Regions from separate parts of the Homo sapiens genome. Here all the other regions are linked to region 2. The links are chromatin contacts, found by Hi-C or POLR2A ChIA-PET in ENCODE. All regions are on one chromosome and are shown on one strand. The core of a region is the stretch at or near the end of the contact, and the rest is flanking DNA. Distances in the headings are between cores, read along the strand shown. Region 1 holds the start of SMARCD3 (SWI/SNF related BAF chromatin remodeling complex subunit D3). Region 2 has its middle 20 kb from the start of CRYGN. Region 3 has its middle 28 kb from the start of NUB1.

Region 1 (3,876 bases), core at 716-3,215, 210 kb before region 2:
ATGCATCGAGCGAAGTGTTCCAAACCCCACTTGTCCAGACTCCAGAAGGGAGATGGGGAGGGCCAGAGAGAGTTTCAGGGGCTGTGAAACAGAAAGAGCGGGGTGGGATGGGGACTGGGACCACGAAAGCAGGAAGAAGATCAGAGGGCAGGGGATGCAGACCCTGGCACTGTTAACATGGACACACCACCCACCTCACCCCCAGGCATGAGGAGGGGCCCCCTTGGGCTTGCTGTTTTCCTTCCAACTGCTACCTCTCCCTCCTGGTCCTCCAGGCTCTGTGTCTAACCCTAATGTCCTCCCACCCTCGGTCAGCAGCTGTCTCTGCCTATCTCTCCTGCAGTGAAACCTGCCTGTCCATGTGTCTGCTTCCCTCACCCCACCTGACCCTGTCACTCAGGCCTCCAGGGTAGCAGCCCAGAATGGAGCCCAGGCCTGGCCACCAGCTAGGTGGGGCACTGGGGCTCACAGCCACTCAAGAACTGAAGCTGTAAGTTGACCAGATTAAAAAAACAGTCCACGTGTACAGCCTCTCCCCACTAGATGGGCCTTTTTAAAGGGGCTCCCACCAGCAGCCAGGTTAGGACTGGTAACTCAGCTAGCTGACATGGACACCTTGGGAAGTTACCCCCAGGGGTCCCTGGGGCTGGAGGACAGGCCACTCCAGGGAGTCCCCCTCTTCCTGTCAGCTGCTCTCCCCAGTTATCAAGGCCAGGGATACTGGCCCATCTGCTGAAGAGGCCCTGAGAGGGAGGCTTTCAGAGCCCCCAGAGAGCTGTGCCCGCCACCAGCCCCATCCCCATGAAAGGCCAAAATCCTAGGGACTCTGGCCTTACTGAGAGGGTGTCTTCCTTGGGGTCACAACCAAATTTGGCCATAGTAAACCCGACAGCTTCCTCTACACAGGGCCTCCACTCCCTCACCCATCCCAAGAGTCGCAGCCCCTGCTTCTCCCATTCCCCACCCCTCCATACCCCTCCCAGCCGGGCCCTACTGACTCAGCTCCAGCCTCCCGGGCTCCCACGTGCCTTCACAGCCTGCCTGTGGCAGGACAGTGCTCCCCTGTCCCTTCGGTCTCTAGGCCTCATGTCCCCAACTCCAGCCCCTTCCTTCACATGTTCGAGGAGTTAAGGACATCAGCTTCTGGTGGCTGAGTCCGCCAAGGAGACCCTCAGAGCCCCTAACTTGGGCTAAGTCCCTAGAGCGGTCCTCTCCCCCACCCTAAGGCAGAAGCTCCAGAGCCCTCCCGCTGGGATGCAGAGGTGGCTCAGCCTGCGAGCTTCCCGCTACAGTGCCTCCAGGGTCACCTGCTCCTTGCTCCGGAGACACAAGCAGTGACACTGTCCCAACGGATGAACAGACAGCCCAGCCCAGCCTCTGCCATGTCCCCATCCCCCACCCCCACCCCCAGGGCAGGGGCAACACCTGGGCCCACAAGGAAAAGAACGAAAGTCAACCTGTCGGCTACAGCGAGGACCCCCTACTTGGGGGGTAGAGTCCCCAAGTCCCACCCCCGCCCCTGACAAGAGCCATGCAAACGCCTCCCTTCCCCGCCTCGCGTCAGACCCGGCCGGCCGCCTGGCGACGTGTTCGGGTGCCAGGGCGCCAGCACAGTCCCGCGGCCGGGCCGTGGGCCATGACGCCCCCCACTAGAGGGGTGGGAGAGCGGGAGCGCCCTCCCGGCCCCTCCCGATCAGCCCTCCATTCAGCCCGAGCCAGCTCGCTTGCCCTCCCCCGCTAACTTTCCCCCACTCACCACCCCATGGACCAGAAACTCAAAAAGTTTGCTTTTCGTGGCTTTGCGCGCCCCTCCGGCAACTTCGTCCGCGGCCATCGGGGTGGGCTCAGCGGCTCCTCTCACTCTCTCTCTCTCTTCCTCTTTCTTTCCCTTTTCTGCCTTTTTTTTTCCTCCAACTCTCCCCTCTGAGTCCTGCTGGGCTCTCTCACACTTCTACTCGAGCGGAGTGGGGAGGGGGCCCCTTCAGGGCTGCCCTGACGGCCCACGGCCCACGCCGCCGCCGCCCGCCCGCCGCCGCCGCCGCCGCCGCGGCTGCCGCATTCCTGCACTGATAAGACAGAAATAGTCCGGCGGCCCGGGGTCTGCCTGTTGACTCGGCGGGGACGGGGCCGCCTGCCTTTCCAAGCCCGCTGTCCAAACAGCGCAGATAAGCGGCGAGGCGCGCCGACCAGCCCGGCCGCGGGCGCTGGGCAGCAGTGCTGCAGCCCGAAGCCGCCGAGGCCCGCGGGAGGCGGCGCGGGGAGGGGACGCCAGGGGAGGCGGCGGGGGGTCGCCGGCCACCGGCTCTCGCCACAAATAGTTTCTCCGTCAGGGAATTCGCCGGCCGCGCCAGGCAGGGAACAGTCAGTTCCAACTTTTCCCCCAGCGGCTCCTGCTGCATTTCTGAGGCCCTTTCCCCAGAGACCTGGCAGGCCGAGCAGGGAAACATTCGCTGGCAGGAACCGGGGGAGCCCGGCCCGCGAGGCCTCGCGCCTGCCCGGGGCCGGCGGCGGTGGGTGTGCCCGGGCGGCGGCGTGGCCCTGCGTCCACTGCTGTGTGTGCCCTTGTCTCACACGCCGTGTGTGTCCGCGCCCTTTTGTGGCGTGGCAGCTTATGTGCGTGCAGACAGACGCCCTGTATGTGTGCCTCCCTCCACGACAGCCTCCGTGCGCGCGCGCCTGCGTGTGTGGCAGGACATGGCCTGTGCCTTTCAGCTCTGTGAGAGGCTATTTCTGGGTATGTGAGTCTTTGTTTGCCGCTCTGTGAGAAAGTGAGGGCAATAGGGGAAGTATTTCAGAAAGAGGGACAGGGATTGTGCTCATGAGAACAGGAAGAGAATGAATGTGGGGAATGGCGCAGCGCCAGGGGGGTGCTCGGGTGGGTGCGTGGAGAGAACGAGGCAAGCTGGGCTTGGTTTCCTTGGGGTGGGGGTGGAGTGGGGTTAGGGGACCCAGAGGAGTTGGGGCAGCTGGGCTGGGTATAGTGGGTATATTGGGCCGGCCTCAAGACCCCAAAGAGAGGGGTCTTGAGGCTGGGGTGTGGCGTGGGGTGGCAAGGGAGCCCCAGAAGGGGCGTGTGGAAGGAGTTGGCAGTCCCTGGAGTGGAGGAGGGACCGGAAGGAGGAGGGGCAAATCCTGACATACCCAGGCAGGGAGTCCTGGGCCTACCCAGGTCCCCAAAGGCCACGCCCCTTTTTTCTCCTTCTTGGGGAGGAGCCGTGGGCTTTGGAACAAGGCCCTTGGGTCAAGTTTGGGGGTCTGCTGGGGCCTCACTGTGAGAATCCAGGTGAGGGCAGGACCATAGCCTAGTGCCTAGGGGAGTTTGTTGAAACACTTACTTGAAGTTGGGCCCTGAAGACTGAAGGGTACTGACCCTAAACCCTTCAGAATGCCTTTGCCCAGGGGGTCCTTTCTGCCTGCAGCCTGATTTCTGCTGGCCCTGGTTGTGCTCTTGGCTGTCACTGTTCATTTAGGTGCCCACTGTCAATCTGAAATGTCAGGGAGGACATCTGGTCCAGGTTGCTCCTCCACCACCCCTAGCTTGAAAGGGGACCTAGAGATCCCCTTGCTACCAAATCTCTCCCAGGGCTTTAGCCTAGACTACCCCCCACACACCCCCACACACAGAGCCTGGGCCCTGACACGGTGGGGATGGGTGGGTGGCCTGCCTCTGTCTGCCATAGGTCATGCTGCTGGGAACCTGGGGAAGTGACTTGCCCAGTCTGCCTGCTAACCTCCAGAATCCCCGCTCACTCCCATTTCTTAGCCCCTGCCCCCGATTCTTTTACCTGGAATGCCCTTTGCCTGCCCTCTGCCTTCCCTCTGCTTGTCCAAATCACACCTATTCTTTAAAGCCCAGCCCAGGCCCCACTTCCTCCA
Region 2 (3,438 bases), core at 517-3,016:
GGGAAGCCAAAGTCGGGGGATCACCTGAGGTCAGGAGTTCAAGACCAGCCTGGCCAACATGGTGAAACCCCGTCTCTACTAAAAATACAAAAAAATTAGCTGGGCGTGGTGGTGGGCACCTGTAATCCCAGCTACTCAGGAGGCTGAGGCAGGAGAATCGCTTGAACCCAGGAGGCAGAGGTTGCAGTGAGCTGAGATTACGCCATTGCACTCCAGCCCAGGCGACAAGAGCGAAACTCTGTCTCTCTCACACACACACAAAAACAAGAAACAACTGCAAGCCACACATTGAAGGAGCCCTCTGTTTTTGTTTGCCTCCTGGGGCTGCCATAACAAAGTAACCCAGACTGGGTGGCTTACAACAATAGCAACGTATTCTCTTGTTCTGGGGGCCGGAAGTCTGAAACCAAGGTGTTGGGGGGTTGGTTTCTTCTTGGAGGCTCAGAGGGGAATCTGCTCCAGGCCTCTCCTGGCTCCTGGAAGTGCTGGCAGTCCTTGGTATACCAGTCTCTGCCTCTCTGTGTCTACATTTTTTTTTCCTTTTTTTTTTTTGAGACAGAGTCTCACTCTGTTGCCTGGGCTGGAGTGCAGTGGTGCCATCTCGGCTCACTGCAAGCTCCACCTCCCGGGTTCACACCATTCTCCTGCCTCAGCCTCCCGAGTAGCTGGGACTACAGGCACCCGCCACCACGCCCGGCTAATTTTTTTGTATTTTTAGTAGAGACGGGGTTTCACCGTGTTAGCAAGGATGGTCTCGATCTCCTGACCTCATGATCCGCCCGCCTCGGCCTCCCAAAGTGCTGGGATTACAGGCGTGAGCCACCGTGCCCGGCCCCAAATTTATTTTTCTTATAAGGCAGGGATCCCAACCCCCAGGCCATGGACTGGTCTGGTCTGTGGCTTGTTAGGAACTGGGCCATACAGCAGGAGGTGAGCAGGGGGCGAGCAAGCATTACCAGCTGAGCTCTGCCTCCTGTCAGAGCAGCGGTGGCTTCAGATTCTCATGGGAGTACGAACCCTATTATGAACTGTGCGTGCGAGGGACCTAGGTTGCATGCTCCTGATGAGACTCTAACTAATGCCTCATGATCTAAGATGGAACAGTTTCATCCTGAAACCATCCCCTCAACTCCAGTCCGTGGAAAAATTGTCTTCCATGAAACTGGTCCCTGGTGCCAAAAAGGTTGGGGACCACTGTTCTAAGGACACCAGCCATTGGTTTAGGGTCTGCTCTAATCCAGTATGTGCTCACTTTAACTTTGTTCGTTGGTAATGACCCTATTTCCAAATAGAGTCACATTCACAGGTACTGGGAATGAAGACTTCAACATGCCTTTTGCCGGGAGGCAACTCAACCCACAGCCCCCCTCAGTCCAAGTCCCCAGGGGGTGGTGAGTGGCCTGGCCACCTCTGCGGTCCCACAGTCCTGTCACTCCGGCCCGTGCTCCCTCCTAATCTGGACAATAAGAGCCCTGTGCCATTATTGTCCAAGCCAGTGCTTCTCAAAATGCAGCCCCTGAGCTCGCAGCAGCAGCAGCAGCAGCGTCCCTGGAACTTGGAAGACATGCAGATGTCCTGCACCTGACGGGGCCTCTGCAATCAGGGACTGTGCGGGGGAAGCCAGCCTGTGTCAGCGAGCCATCCAGGTCACTCTGATACAAGCCAATATGTGGTAACTGCCGAGCCAGGCGGCTGCGCTGGCTTAGAGCTGTTACTGTCATTCTACAACTTTACAACAATGCCCCAGACACAGAAAAGGTTGCGCCTTGGAACGATTTCTGTTATGGGATAATAAAAATCCCGACGTCAGAGCTAAGGAATGTGACCTTCCGCTGCTCCAGTTGTAACTCCCTGCTGTCCTCCTGCTTGAGCCTTTTAGGGTAAAGTTCAGCACATATCACCCTCGTCAACCGCGCCCCGTAAGGCAGCCACAGAGTCCTGTGCTGATGTACTTGAATTCCTTGCTGATCTGATGATGATGGGAGCAGGAGGGGAGTGGAGGGATATACAGAACGCCAGGCGGCAGCCACGCGGTGCAGGCAGAGGCTCTCTCCTCGCAGGAGCCTGCCAGCTGGCTGTTGTGTTCTTGTAGGGAATAAATCAGGAGGCACAGCTCTGCCCGGGGCTTTCTTGGGCAGTAGGAGGAACTGGGTGAAAGGTCTTGGCTGCTGAGGCCACAATATTTCCCGAATCCTGTGCTATTTCTTGTGAAACTACGAATCCAAGACTGTTTCCTAGATTGTGGCAGATGTGGGACCCGGGGGGACCTTCAGAGTCATCTCCCAGGCGACTCTCTCCTTTGCAGATGAGGAGCTGAGGTCCCACCGCTCAGAAGCTGACTGGGCAGGTCAGCAGCCTCCCTGGCCAGGACACAATCTGCTGCGCTGCCACAGGGTCTGGCTGGGCAGGTGTGGGACTGAGCTCTGGGGACCAATAGTGACACCGCACAGGCAACCTTCAGCATGCTGGACATGAGAACGAGGGCGGGCCTGCAATCCTCGGATCACTGTGTTGGTAGTTCTTAGTAGATCATACTGTTCTTGATGCCTTGGGCCAGACTGGAATGAAATATTTTTTCTCGGATTTGGTAAACTCGTTTGCTGGGGTAAGTCGTGGTGTTCCGTATTGCTTTGGATGTGTAGCCCAGGAATAAGATGGCAGCACTGCAGGATTCCGGAGCCACCCACAGCACCGACTGCTGCTGGAGATACACAATCATGGGCACTCGTGAAGCTGCAGAAACTCACGGGGACCCTGACACCAGGTGAGAGCTCCAGCTGGCAGTCTGAGGTTAGCACACCCGTCCTCAGGACTGTGGCTTGGTGCTTCTATAGCACTTTGGAAACATCCAGGGTTTTCATACTTTTGGCTGTGACAACGATCCCTGGTGAAGGGAAGTTTTAAAATAAAAGAAGATCACAAAATATAAAGGAGTTGCCCAAAGGTTTTTATTAGCTGTAGAGGGGGCCAGGACCGGAATGTTCCAAGTCTTTGTCCCTGACTGGGGATGAAGCTCTGACTGGGGTTCCCTGTGGACAGGCTCATGGGCTATGTCCCAATGTGGTGTGGTGGAAACACAGACTAAGTGGGGGATCAAGTAGCTGCCCCTTGACCTCTCTGGACCTCGGGTTCCATGATCTGAAAACAAGGATGTTAAATTAGATCTGATTCTTTCCAGTTCTAACCCCACAGCAGCTCTCACCTGGCCATTCTGTTGCCCTCTAGGAAGTCATTGAGGTAGGGAGGATGGGCAACACAAAAATTGTTTTTTTTCTTTATATAAAACATCCCCTTCTTGGGGGAGGGTAACGAGGTGGAATGGTTCTGGAATCTCCCAAGGAATGCTTTGAAGGCATCCTGGTTCAAGGATTGCTAGGCAGTGTGGGCAACCGGAGTAACCACAGCATCCAGAGGCTTCTGCGAGCACACACACCTCCT
Region 3 (3,614 bases), core at 877-3,376, 150 kb before region 2:
TGATAAGATTGTTGTCATTTAAAGAGTCAATTAAAGAGCCTATAGCCAAAAAATGAAAAAAAATTATAGATATGTGTCAGACAGTTAATTAATAAAAATATTTTATTTTTCTGGATTTTGTAATGTTTGTGGTATTTTTTACTTTTTAAAATTTATAACTTTTTTCTCATTCTTAGTAATATTTATTTTCATTCCTAATATTGTATTTGTGGCCCAGTCTTGGCTCACTGCAACCTCCGCTTCCTGGGTTCAAGTGATTCTCCTGCCTCGGCCTCCCAAAGTGCTGGGATTACAGGTGTGAGCCACTGCACCCGGCCAGTATTGTGTATTTAAACATAATGAAACATGGAAAAGGTACAGTAAATGTACGGTATAATCGTATGGGTCCCATCATCTTATGGGACCACCGTCATGTATGCCGTCTGTCATTGGCCAGTATCATTATGCAGCACATGACTGTGTATTTGGGAGTGGAATATGCCAGCATTCCATTTAGGGGGGTTCAAGACGTTCGTTGTGGCATGACTTGGAGGGCATCTCCTGCTTCCTCTATTAGATGATAACCTCCTTGAAGGGCAGAGCTAGAATTAACGCTGGGGCGGGGGGGCTCAGAGGCATCATCTAGTCCAATCCCCTTGTGTAGGTGGGGAAACTGAGGCCCATAGCGAGGCAGACCCCTGAGACCCTGAGAGGCAAGACCATGTTGGTGTCACGTTAGAGTCCAGGGCTCTTTCTAGTCTTCCACAGGGTGTGTGTGAGTGTGAGAGTGTGAGTGAGTGTGTCAGTGTGTGGGGGCTATGTGTGTTTGTGAGTGTCTGACTGTTGGGGAGTGGTGTGTGAGTGCATGTGTGAGTATGGGTGTGTGTGGATATGAGTGTGTGAATGTGTGTGAGAGTTTGTGAATGTGTGTGGGTGAGTGTGTCTCTGTGTGTATGAATGTGTGGGGGTGGTGTGTGTGTGCGAGTGTGAGGAGTGATGTGAGTGCGTGTGTATATATGTGTGAATGTGTGTGTTTGTGTGAGTGTGGATGTGTGTGGGGTGTGAGTGTGAGGGAGTGGTGTGTGTGCGTGTGTGTGAATGTGTGAGTGTGGATGTCTGGGGGTGTGTGTGAGAGTGTGAGGGAGTGGAGTGTCAGTGCATGTGTGTGGGTGTGTGAATGTATGAGTGTGTGAAGGTGTGTGTGGCTGTGAGTGTGGGGGAGTAGTGTGACTGCATGTATATGGGTGTGTGGGTGTGTATAAATGAACGTATTTGTGAGTGTGGGTGTGGATATGTGTGAGTGTGGGTTGTGGGGATGTGTGTGTGTGAGTGTAGAGGAGTGTGGAGTGGTATGTCAGTGCATGTATGTGGGTGTATATGAGTGTGTGAAGGTATGTGTTACTGAGTTTGTGTGTGAGTGGGTGGGAGAGGTGTGAGTGAATGTGTATGGGTGTGTGTGGGTGTGTATGAGTGAATGCGTGTGTGTGAGGGTGGGTGTGAGTGATGTAGGGGAAGTGGTGTGTGAGCACGTGTATGGGTATGTGTGGGTGTGTATGAGTGAATGTGTATTTGTGAGTGTGTGTGGTGTAGGAGTGGTGTTTGAGTGCATGTGTATGGGTGTGTGTGGTTGTGTATGAGCATGTGTGAGTTCGTGTGTGTGGGAGTGAGTTTGGGATGTGTGGGGAGGGTGTGAGAGTGTGAGTGTGGGGGAGTTGTGTGGGGGAGTAGTGTGTGTGCATGTGTATGGGTGTTTGGTGGGTGTGTATGAGTGAGTGTATTTATGTGTGTGATGTGGGGGAGTGGTGTGTGAGTGCATGTGTATGGGTGTGTGGTTGTGTATGAGTGTGTGTGAGTTCGTGTGTGTGTGGGGTGTGTGTGTGAGAGTGTGTGTGAGTGTGGGGGAGTGGTGTATGTGTATGTGTATGGGTGTTTGGTGTGTGTGAGTGAATGTGTATTTGTGAGTGTGTGTGTGGTGTAGGGGGAGTAGTGTATGACTGCATGTGTATGAGTGTGTTTGGTTGTGTATGAGTTCATGTGCGTGAGTGTGGGTGTGTGCGTGACTGTGGGTATGAGTGTGTGTGTTTGTAAGTGTGAGTGTGGGTGTGAGATGGAAAGGGGGGCAGGGGTGGAGAGAGATGAGGCAGCCTGAGCCCCGGGACGCTCCCCACCCGTTGACCCAGGAGGCTGAGTCAGGCGCCAGTCCCCACTGCCCCGGCCGCCTCCCAGTTCTTGGCACAGGAAAGCTTGTGCTGGGAGCAGAGCCACAGAGGCTGTTCTTAGAAAATGGCATTGGTTGGGGACATGTAACCAAAGGCTGGAGAACTCGCTCCTTTTCAGCAGTTAGGAGAGGGGCTCTCAGATACTCTAACCCCAGCGCATCTTACCAAGGTCCTGACGGTCTCAGCAGCAGGCTGGGCCAGGGTCCCGACGAAAGCCTTAAAATAATTCATGGGTCAAAAGCATGAACTGAAAAAATGTTAATATTCTTCGTAGTCCGTTAAATTGTACCAGTTTATATCCTCACCAGCAAGGTATGAAGACATGTATTTCCCGGTTCCTCCACCCATGGCAGCCTTGGATATTATCAGATATTTAAACCTATCCCAGCTTAGGAGCAGGCAAATGATTTCTTGTGGTTCATTGTGTTTCTTTAATTACTGGAGGGGATAAACCTCTTTGTAAACGTTTGTGGGTCACTTTAATTTTTTGGTGAATTTCTGTGGTCGTTAATTCGTGTTGGGTTCCTCTTTTGTTTAGGAACTTCTTCACACTTCTTAGAGAGAGATACAGAGGGCTTTTAGAAATGGGTGCCTGGCCCATAGTGGGTGCTCAGTAGACGTCCGTCAAGTTAATGAATGACCATGGAGGATCTGGCTTGATGAGGGGTGCAGTGTACTATTCTCTCAAGGTTCTGGGCTTAGAGGGCCAATATGGTCAAATTTTATAGTGACAGGCCGGGCATGGTGGCCCACGCCTGTAATCCCAGAACTTTGGGAGGCCGAGGCGGGCTGATCATTTGAGGTCAGGAGTTCGAGACCAGCCTGGCCAACATGGTGAAAACCCGTCTCTACTAAAAATACAAGAATTAGTGGCGCATGCATGTAGTCCCAGCTACCTGGGAGGCTGACGCAGGAGAATCGCTTGAACCCTGGAGGCAGAGGTTGCAATGAGCCGAGATCGCGCCACTGCGCTCCAGCTTGGGGGCAGAGAGAAACTCCGTTTCAAAAACCAAAAAAAAAAAAAAAATTACAGTGACGATTCCAGGAAACACACCAAGAAGGAAGGGGTTGGCTTGCAGAACGTGGTGCTTTTAATTCTTGCTAGGCAGGTCTCCGGGGCTGTGATCTAACACAAATTCTGAGTCTCACCACCAGAGGGAGCCCTAGACTCAGGAAGATCCCGAGGCGGGTGGGGTACTGCTCAATTTTTAACAGCTGTGTCCTCAGAGTTTTCCATTTTGCACCTAAAAATTTTCCTCCAGGTTTAATGGCTGAAAAGCATGCAACTTCCAGCTTATTAAAAATATTAATATTTTGAAAATAAAACATGTGACTCTTGGCTGTGTGTTCAGTGATATGCAGGCATCGTATCACTCTGGCACCCACCATTTAAACATACGTAAATGAGTTCTTTAA

What was found. Hi-C counts contacts between places; a loop is a spot of excess contacts on that map. ChIA-PET counts read pairs that join two places held with the same protein, here RNA polymerase II (POLR2A). Pooled maps may share reads with other maps.
Region 1: a pooled map shows a loop between it and region 2 (2.9-fold over the local background). The contact joins the promoter of SMARCD3 here to the enhancer-like site in region 2. A Hi-C loop is called at or near these places in 1 of 168 maps with a recorded cell type or tissue (sigmoid colon) and 11 of 50 pooled maps.
Region 3: a map of cardiac septum shows a loop between it and region 2 (3-fold over the local background). The contact joins two enhancer-like sites. A Hi-C loop is called at or near these places in 54 of 168 maps with a recorded cell type or tissue (A673, B cell, CD14-positive monocyte and 36 more), 37 of 37 single-sample maps with no recorded cell type and 48 of 50 pooled maps. POLR2A ChIA-PET finds 5 or more read pairs at or near these places in 12 of 52 experiments (AG04450, CD4-positive, alpha-beta T cell, CD8-positive, alpha-beta T cell and 8 more).

Annotation. Positions count from the first base shown.
Region 1 is chr7:151,246,729-151,250,604 of GRCh38, forward strand. SMARCD3 (SWI/SNF related BAF chromatin remodeling complex subunit D3) reads right to left here and starts at 1,966. Exons shown (of 13, transcript NM_001003801.2): 1 at 1,757-1,966. The coding sequence starts at 1,834. RefSeq lists an enhancer at 1-207 and silencers at 195-489, 2,537-2,626.
Region 2 is chr7:151,458,250-151,461,687 of GRCh38, forward strand. No RefSeq gene overlaps it. Among named protein-coding and RNA genes, the nearest start is that of CRYGN, 20 kb to the left of the region's middle. RefSeq lists enhancers at 299-967, 2,305-2,972. Within about 2 kb of position 1,767, at least 30 of the 41 ENCODE cell types and tissues checked have a DNase peak (open chromatin) inside an H3K27ac peak, as active enhancers do; they include heart right ventricle, sigmoid colon, spleen and 1 more, where a contact is called at or near this core.
Region 3 is chr7:151,311,890-151,315,503 of GRCh38, forward strand. No RefSeq gene overlaps it. Among named protein-coding and RNA genes, the nearest start is that of NUB1, 28 kb to the right of the region's middle. Within about 2 kb of position 2,127, at least 4 of the 41 ENCODE cell types and tissues checked have a DNase peak (open chromatin) inside an H3K27ac peak, as active enhancers do; they include heart right ventricle, spleen and tibial artery, where a contact is called at or near this core.